2 separate regions of the Mus musculus genome follow, and region 2 is linked to region 1. Evidence: chromatin loops called from intact Hi-C (ENCODE). Cell type or tissue: heart. All regions are shown on one strand. Each heading gives the region's core, and the rest is flanking DNA. Links, peaks and the distances in the headings are about the cores only. Region 1 holds the start of 1700017L05Rik (RIKEN cDNA 1700017L05 gene). Region 2 overlaps Rest (RE1-silencing transcription factor).

Evidence for each region. A loop is a pair of places that touch in the nucleus more often than their neighbours do. Peaks named below come from ENCODE experiments on the same cell type or tissue, not always from the same donor. Only the 100,000 strongest peaks of a DNase experiment are listed, where the experiment ranks them.
Region 2: it touches region 1 in a loop (2.8-fold over the local background); 1 of 42 quality-filtered maps calls a loop at or near these places.

The regions. Positions count from the first base shown.
Region 1 is chr5:77,463,173-77,467,565 of GRCm38, forward strand. 1700017L05Rik (RIKEN cDNA 1700017L05 gene) reads left to right here and starts at 2,316. Exons shown (of 2, transcript NR_131050.1): 1 at 2,316-2,645. In heart, for the core only: a CTCF peak has its summit at 1,924; a DNase peak (open chromatin) is centred at 1,909.
Region 2 is chr5:77,267,318-77,271,710 of GRCm38, forward strand. It overlaps Rest (RE1-silencing transcription factor), which reads left to right. Exons shown (of 4, transcript NM_011263.2): 2 at 615-1,506. The coding sequence starts at 624. Among named protein-coding and RNA genes, the nearest start is that of Mir5098, 3.2 kb to the right of the region's middle. In heart, for the core only: a CTCF peak has its summit at 2,310 (motif pointing right); no DNase peak of the experiment used is centred there; H3K4me3 peaks cover 512 bases.

The sequences.
Region 1 (4,393 bases), core at 137-4,136:
TCCTGGGTCACTTCTGGCCTCTCCCACAGTCATTCACGTAGTTTCTCAAGGTGCTGGGAAGAGATTTATTACGTTTGTTTTTTCATCATTCCTGGCTATCAGGGTCCTCGATCCCAGCACCTCAGCATCTTAGTTTGCTATTATATGTGTATTTTCAAAATGATGGATTAATATTTTTGTTAGCATTCAAAGTAAGGGTTTTCATGATGACATTTTCATACATGCATGCATGTATATGTATATATATGTATATATATGTATATGTGTATATATATGTATATATATTTGTACTTTGCTCACATTTCTCTCCATTTTCTATATCTCTTTTCTCTGTTGCTTTATGATCCTCTTCACCCAGACAGTCCCCTGCTTTTATGTCCCCCCTACACACACACACACACACACACACACACAGACACACACACACACACACAGCATTTGTTCTGCATATAAGTGAACCCGATGCTTCCTTCCTCTTTGCCCATCACCCTCTTCCATCCCTTCCTCTTCCTCTGACCTCCACCCTCCTCGTATTTCCCTTATGTGCACGTGTGTACATCCAGATATATTTCTACTTGCATCCAGAGTCTGCCTTTTCTAAATTTAGTGTGTGCGTGCACATGTGTGCTACATGCATGTGGTGGAGGTCAGAGAGGAAGTTTAGGAAATGGGTTCTTTGCCTTCCACTTTGTTGAGGGGAGAGTTTGTCTTGTTTCTGCCACAGCCCTGTGTAGTCCAGGCTGCCTGGTCTGTGAACTTCCGGGTCTGGCTGATTCTCTCATCTCTGCCTGGCATCTTGTGGTGAGAGTGCTGGGATTACAGATGTGTGCCACTGCATCCAGCTGTGTCTCTGTGTGTGGTCTGGCCACTGGGCTCAGGTCAGTAGGCTGGGAGTGACCTATTGCTTTGGTTGTTTTAAACTAATTTTGTTTACTGGGCTTAAAAGGTAGCTCAGAGGTTAAGAGTTGTTTAGAATTTGATTTCCAGCACCAAGACCAGAAGGCTCACAACTACCCGCAATTCCACACTCAGGGCACACAACACCTTCATCTGATCTCTACAGGCACCTGCACTGAGGGGTGCATACCTCTCCCACATATACTCATAATTAAAATAATGAGTCTTAAGAATCGTTCGTATTTATTTTTGACAGTTTCCTCAATGTCTATCATAAATTTTAGTCCTTTTTACACTCTTCCCTGTCTCATCCCCTTCCTTTTCCTGTTGAACCCCCCCCCCCACTTTCCAACAAGCCCCCATCCTACTTTGATGCCCCCCCCCCCCCGTGTGTGTGTGTGTTTGACTTACTGAATCCAATTAAGATTCCTTGTATGGGTGAGAGGTTATTTGGAGCATGTGTGGTTTATCAATGGCTTCTCCACTGAAGAAACCACCCCCACCCCCCACCCCTGTCATGGACTGCGGATATGCTCTGTGGAGAGCCGAAGATACAAGGAGCTCCTCTCTAATCCATGATAAAACGCTGGCAGGCTGAACCTTGTACAGTCCTTGTGGCTCTCGGAGTTTCCTGTCAAGACTATTGGTGACTTTTCGAGCCTATCGTGAAGGAACTTCCCGTCCAGTTCTATCTCCCCATTTACATTGCTCTGGGTCCCGATGTAGCTGATATTTAAATCAGGCCCACGATGCTGTGATGGTATACCGTACAAGGCTCCAGTCTCAGCACAGGGCTGAGCCCTGAACACCTTCAAACATCAACAGTTAGTGACCGAGGCACCCGCCTTAGACCAGCTGAACCTATTATTAGTGAATGGAAGAAGACACAGCCAGCGGACCTTGTATGCTATCCCGAGGGCCTGTCAAGGCCTCTTTCACACTGTCTCCACCAGTCCCAGGCACGGTGGCTTCAGTTTGGAGGGAGCGGTGGAGAGCAGTGTATGTCGAGAGAAACACTGCCCCCTGGCTGCCATCCTGGTCTCTGGACGCTGGGTACTTTCATCTGAAAACCTCAAGCCAAAAGAAACTCAGGTTGATTGTTTCCAGGAGGCAAAAAAAGTGTCCCAAGATGGCTTGTTAGACATGAAAGTGGCCGGCGACTTCTAACTTGCAGATTTTCTTGCTAACAAAATATGATAAAGTTATGTCTCACTGGGGACACAGCTACATATTCATGAAAAAGAAACGGACTGGCAAAAATCCTCTAGCACAGTCTTAGTCATGCTTTCCGTGGGTGGTGGGGTCCTGACGAACTGGTTCTTACACACCCCGTTCTGCTGTCCAGATTTCTGACAATTGAGTATGTATTACGTCACAATGAGAACCCTGAATCCCGCCAACACATTTGCTTACCGAGCGGCAGACGCTGGAATGAACACCAGATGGGGAGGTCTGTGTGAATTTTTGCCACTGTCTCCTTCCCATCCTAGTTGTCCCAAATGAGAGGCCCGTGGGTCTGCCAGAGGAGAGTTCTGTATGGTACAAAGGCTTGGGGGGAATCTGTTCCCTGTCTTTCTACAAAGATGCTCGTCACAGCCCATCCCTGCCAAAGGCTGTCCCTGGGACACATATGATGGTTTCCAGTACTACCCTCGGGTTTGATGATTCCCTAGAGGGACTCTCAGGATCTAGCAAGGCTGTTGTCTTCACAGATATGGTTTGTACAGCGAAAGGATACAGATTAATAGGCATGTATCAATAACTACTATACGGGGTCACTCGTGTGTGTGTGTGTGTGTGTGTGTGTGTGTGTGTGTGTGCATAAGTGATTGATGCTTAGAGTCTTTTGAGGGAAGATGGATGGCCAGGAAGGCAAAGCGTCTAGAAATCATGTCATATGAAGGATATGACAGTATTTAATATGGAAGCAAGAAGGCCCACCTTACACTGCCTGTGTTTGATGGGTTGCCATGGAGAAGCAGAAGCAGACACATGAGGTCTAGTTCTAGAGGAGATGAGGAGATCCAATAAGGAAGGAGCAGGAGGCTGGAGCCTGCAGAGGTGACAGGAGCTCTCTAAGAATTACAAGTGCCCAATGGCAGATCCAGACTTCTAGACTGTTCAGTCCTTGACACTATGAGTGAGAAGATATGGCCCTTTGCAGGTTCACTGGGATGATCTCAGAGGTGCGTGGGAGCTTGGCTGACAGTGGCTCTACAGCTCTCTCTTCTAGTGTGTGCCTTGCTCATTTCTCTTGCTAGCATCCGGTAGGATGCACCATTCACAGCAGGCCTTGGGAGTACTTGGTAGTATTGCACCTTTGAAGGGGTTGCTAATCCCGTGGAATGTAGGAAGCAAAGGCCTCTTAGCCTCTACCTTGTTATCTCCCTAGATTGAAACCTCAGCTTGCCCTAGCCAGTGTTTCTTTTTAGGATGATTAAAGTCTTTGGCTCCGTCTGAACCCATTCATTTTAACTATTCCATTTCCCAAGAATATCATCTCATTACTTTTTCAATGACTCAATATTTTCAGCACAAGTGAACGAGTCCAGAAAGTCATTTCAGCCATTGATTATTTTTGGTAACCTTCTGATCTATTCTGAATCTCTCTTCTTTTAATTCTCATTTATGCCCTCCTGTCTCGTCATCTGTTCAGAGCTGAAAATAGTAACTTGGCTTGACCTTATTATCTACCGTTTAAGATTTTATGGTCTTTGGTTAAATCTCATCTTAATAAGTGTTCCTAGGCTGTAGATTATAGTTTTTCCATTCCTTCCTTAAAGGCTGCCCTTTGCAGCTCAAGTCTGTTATCACAGCACCAACTTCTCTGCCCTTCCCCAAATATGCCAACGTCTCACTTCATCTTTGTCATAAGCACTGACCTCAGAGCCAGCTTAGAAGGATATACCCGTGCTCCTAATGACCACGCCTCCTGCAGCTTTGAACCGTCTCCCAGTTCTGTTTGTGAATATATCGCAAATCCTGCTTGTGCAGGATCTGAAGTGTCACTGGGTGGGAAGGGAAACAAATGAAGTGGTAGCAGCCAAGCCTGCATTTAGCAATTTAGGAGTCAATATTTATGTGGGAGAAGAAACAGGACAACAGGAGAACGCTGGATATCTTTTCGGTCCATAGATATTAAAAACATACTTATTTTATGTTTAAATTTTGATAGAGGTACATATTGTATGTTGAACATATTCACCTTCCTCCAAGAATTCTTCCAGTGAGCCTTGACTGGCTGTCTAAGTGCACTGACTCTGGGTGATTTGAGATTTCTCTGTTTCAAGCTAGGTGCTGCCATTGCTTTCATGTGGCAGGATTTCCAGCCCCTCACCTTTCTGGGCATCTCCCTTCAAAGGTCTCTGAATGTCAATCATGTTCACAAAGCCCTTAGTGGAATGCTCTAGGCTGAACCTGTTTCTTCAAATGGAGCTGAGGAGGGTCAGCTGCTGGGACTTAAGACTTAAGAACACACAGGAAGGAAGTCACAGAA
Region 2 (4,393 bases), core at 277-4,276, 200 kb before region 1:
CTTTTTTCAGTTTATTCTTTTAGAGTTAGTTGAATTCTCATGAAGAAGTTGAAGTCTTGTAGATTTCTTGATGTGCTCATTAGAGGCCCCAGAATCGCCTGTGGTTTTTCTTTCTCTCTCTCTCTCTCTCTCTCTCTCTCTCTCTCTTTTCCTTTGGAGTTCTCATTCAGACCACTGAACTGTTGGAGAAGTGAGACAACAATAGTTAACTATTCAGTGATTTGGTTATTAAAATTTTAGTTAACATTAAAAATATTAGCCACCAAAAAGAAGACTTGCATGCCGGTGTAGACCCAATGGGTCAAAGAATTCGCTTTTTTTTTTTTTTTTTTTCTTCTGGCTATAGAGGAAACAGTTCCTCATCTGTTTTTGTGATTGCAATAAAGAGAATTGAAAATTCACAGCACCCTTGCCCAGGCCTATCTAGTGCTAGGATTACATGCGAGTACTGCCATACCCAACCAGAAAAAAAAGTATTTGAATGTTGTTGTTAGAAGTTAACGAAGCTTGTTGAATTTTAAAGGTTGCATTGGAAAGATGCTTGCTTTGGGTAATGAGGGCTTTATTTATTTATTTATTTATTTATTTATTTTGGGGGGTTTTGCTTTATCCAGAGTACAGTTATGGCCACCCAGGTGATGGGGCAGTCTTCTGGAGGAGGCAGTCTCTTCAACAACAGTGCCAACATGGGCATGGCCTTAACCAACGACATGTACGACCTGCACGAGCTCTCGAAAGCTGAACTGGCAGCCCCTCAGCTCATCATGTTAGCCAACGTGGCCCTGACGGGGGAGGCAAGCGGCAGCTGCTGCGATTACCTGGTCGGTGAAGAGAGGCAGATGGCCGAATTGATGCCCGTGGGAGACAACCACTTCTCAGAAAGTGAAGGAGAAGGCCTGGAAGAGTCGGCTGACCTCAAAGGGCTGGAAAACATGGAACTGGGAAGTTTGGAGCTAAGTGCTGTAGAACCCCAGCCCGTATTTGAAGCCTCAGCTGCCCCAGAAATATACAGCGCCAATAAAGATCCCGCTCCAGAAACACCCGTGGCGGAAGACAAATGCAGGAGTTCTAAGGCCAAGCCCTTCCGGTGTAAGCCTTGCCAGTACGAAGCCGAATCTGAAGAGCAGTTTGTGCATCACATCCGGATTCACAGCGCTAAGAAGTTCTTTGTGGAGGAAAGTGCAGAGAAACAGGCCAAAGCCTGGGAGTCGGGGTCGTCTCCGGCCGAAGAGGGCGAGTTCTCCAAAGGCCCCATCCGCTGTGACCGCTGTGGCTACAATACCAACCGGTATGACCACTACATGGCACACCTGAAGCACCACCTGCGAGCTGGCGAGAACGAGCGCATCTACAAGTGCATCATCTGCACGTACACGACGGTCAGCGAGTACCACTGGAGGAAACACCTGAGAAACCATTTCCCCAGGAAAGTCTACACCTGCAGCAAGTGCAACTACTTCTCAGACAGAAAAAATAACTACGTTCAGCACGTGCGAACTCACACAGGTAAGGGAGCCTAAGTTGTAGTTTCCAAACTGTGACTTCGTTTAAACTTGGATTATATAAACTGAACCCATCTAAGATATGCTACGGTTTCCCAAGGGAATTGAGGGCGTAGAAAAGAAAACTTACTGATTAACCTTGTGTTGTTGTGTATTGAAAATGGCGTTAGCCCCATCTTTTTTTTTTTGAAACAGACTCTAGCCTTGCTGTCCTGAAATTCATGGTTGGCCTCAAATTCAGATCCACCTGCCCTTCCTCCCTGAAGCTAGGATTAAAGGTGTGCCCCACCACGTGGGGGGCCACCCCTTCACTGGTTGAAACAGGATCTCTAGGAGCTCAGACTGGCCTTGAACTTACGCATTTTGTAGCTGAGAATGTGTAATTTCTGATACTTTTTTTTTTTTTTTTTTTTTAAGATTTATTTATTTATTTATTTATTATATGTAAGTACACTGTAGCTGTCTTCAGACACCCCAGAAGAGGGTATCAGATTTCGTTACGGATGGTTGTGAGCCACCATGTGGTTGCTGGGATTTGAACTCGGGACCTTCGGAAGAGCAGTCGGCGCTCTTAACCACTGAGCCATCTCGCCAGCCCAATTTCTGATACTTTTGCTTCCACCTTCTAAGCAGTAGGGTTACAGGCATGGCACGTGGCGCTGTGTTGGGCTTATGAAGTCAGGGGTAGCCTCAGCATTGCCAGCCAAGCATTCTCTCTGCTGAGCCATGTATCGTCTCTGTGAATAGTTTGCCAGATTGTATATAACTGCACCATATGCGTTGCAGTGCCTTTAGCGGCCAGGAGAGGGCGCTAGATTTCTGAGAACTGGCATATAGACTTGGTTGTGAGTACCATGTGGGTGTAGAGAACTGAACCCTGGGCCTCTGCAAGGGTAGCCAGTACTCGTTACTGATGAGCATCCCTAGCCTAGAGTAGACACTGCCATTGAAGCCATTTTTTTCTCTTTCTTTCTCTCTTTCTTTCTTTCTTTCTTTCTTTCCTTGAGACAGGGTTTCTCTCTATAGCCCTGGCTGTCCTGGAACCAGGCTGGCCTCGAACTCAGAAATCCGCCTGCCTCTGCTTCCCAAGTGCTGGGGTTAAAGGCGTGCGCCACCACTGTCCGGCATGAAGCCATTTTTCTAAGAGAGCAAGCAGGCATACCTAGGAGAACTTCATTTCAGACAAGCATTTGTTGAGCATATCCTAATACCTACAGGTTTTGAGGACTTTCTGGCCCAGAAGTATAAGTCTGAGGGGCTTTCATGGTCCATCTCCCCAGGCTTAGACCAAAAAGAAAAGTTTCAGGGGGTTAGAGAGATGGCTCAGTGGTTAAGAGCACTGGCTGTTCTTCCAGAGGTCCTGAGCAGAGTCCGCTAAGAAAAGCTTATCCTGGAGATTCATGTATGACCTTGGCTGGCCTGAACTCCCCCAGTGTATCATTCTGTCCCCAAACTTTGCTTTTGGACCCTGAGTGCATAGATTACAGGTCTGTGTCACCACACCAGTCCTTGTTTTGTGAGACAAGGGTTTGTTTCAGTAGTAGCCTGGCCCTGCTGAATTCTTGCTTCTTGAGGCTATTATTAACAAGTCTAGGAAGATAGGTGTGAGCCACAAAACCCTGGCCAGCCTAGCACTCCCTCTCCTGCCTCAGCCTTCTGATGTCTAAGACAAGCAGATGCAGATACTGAGATGGGTGTACTTAGCTTTATTGAACTTTTAGTGTTTGGTTGAATGTTTGATAGTACTGGGCATAGAGTAACTTCAACATTTATCGGAGTTGATTCATTCTGTCAGATACAATCAGAATGGATTGTAACTGTCAACCCTAGAATGGCACTTTGCATATGTATATATGTACAAAAGGGTGGAAGAGTGCTTAGGGCAATTTCAGAAATGGTTGGAAATTCTGCTCTGGTCTCAAAGTGAAACTTTGTTAAATGCTTTGTTTTGTTTTTTAAACTCAAGTTTGTGGCTGTGCATGGTGATGCATAGCTTGAATCCCAGTGACTTCCAGGACAGCCAGGGCTGGACAAATAGAACCCTCTCTGGGGTAGGGTGGACTGGAGGATAGGGTTGGGGGTGACAGGCACAAAACAAGAAAAATTCAGGTCTGCTGTTCTAAAGGGCAAACATTCTAATCCGGTCTGCACACAGTAGGGAAGGATAGAAGGCTTTAGATTCTGAAGTGGGGACCGTTATGTTTCCATAAGACCAGAAACTTCATGTGTGCAGTGAAAATTGCAGTTGCTAACAGCAGTGGTCTGCAGTGTGAGCCAGGGCTCCTAGCTGCTGCATGCACAGACCCCAGTGTTCTGTGCATGGAGAACCAGGGCTACAGGTAGGGCTGCCAGAAACAGCTCAGATTTTATTTTATTATTATGATGTAGTCAGGCTGTCCTGGATTCACAGAAATCCACCTGTCTCCATCTCCCAGTGCTGGGATCAAAGGCTTGTGCCACTACACCTGGCTTAGATTTTGAATTAATTTTAGTTCTTTAGAAACATTTTATTGCCAGTTGTTTTGGATCCCCTGTTTATAAAGTGATTGCTGCTTGAATCTTACCCAGTGGTGAACAGATTGTATCATCTATGCTATTTTATCCAGATACCAGCCAGGCCGTGGTGGCGCACACCTTTAATCCCAGCACTTGGAAGCAGAGGCAGGTGGATTTCTGAGTTGGAGGTCAGCCTGGTTTACAGAGTGAGTTCCAGGACATCTAGGACTACACAGAGAAACCCTGTCTCGAAAACAAACAAATAAACAATCTCTATCCAGATACCATGTTCTCCAGGCTGCTTTAAGGACGTCTCTTAAACTTTAGAGTCTAATAGTGCGCTGCTTGTGCAGAGGACCTGAGTTCTGTCCCCAGCACCCAGGGCTTAGATCTCA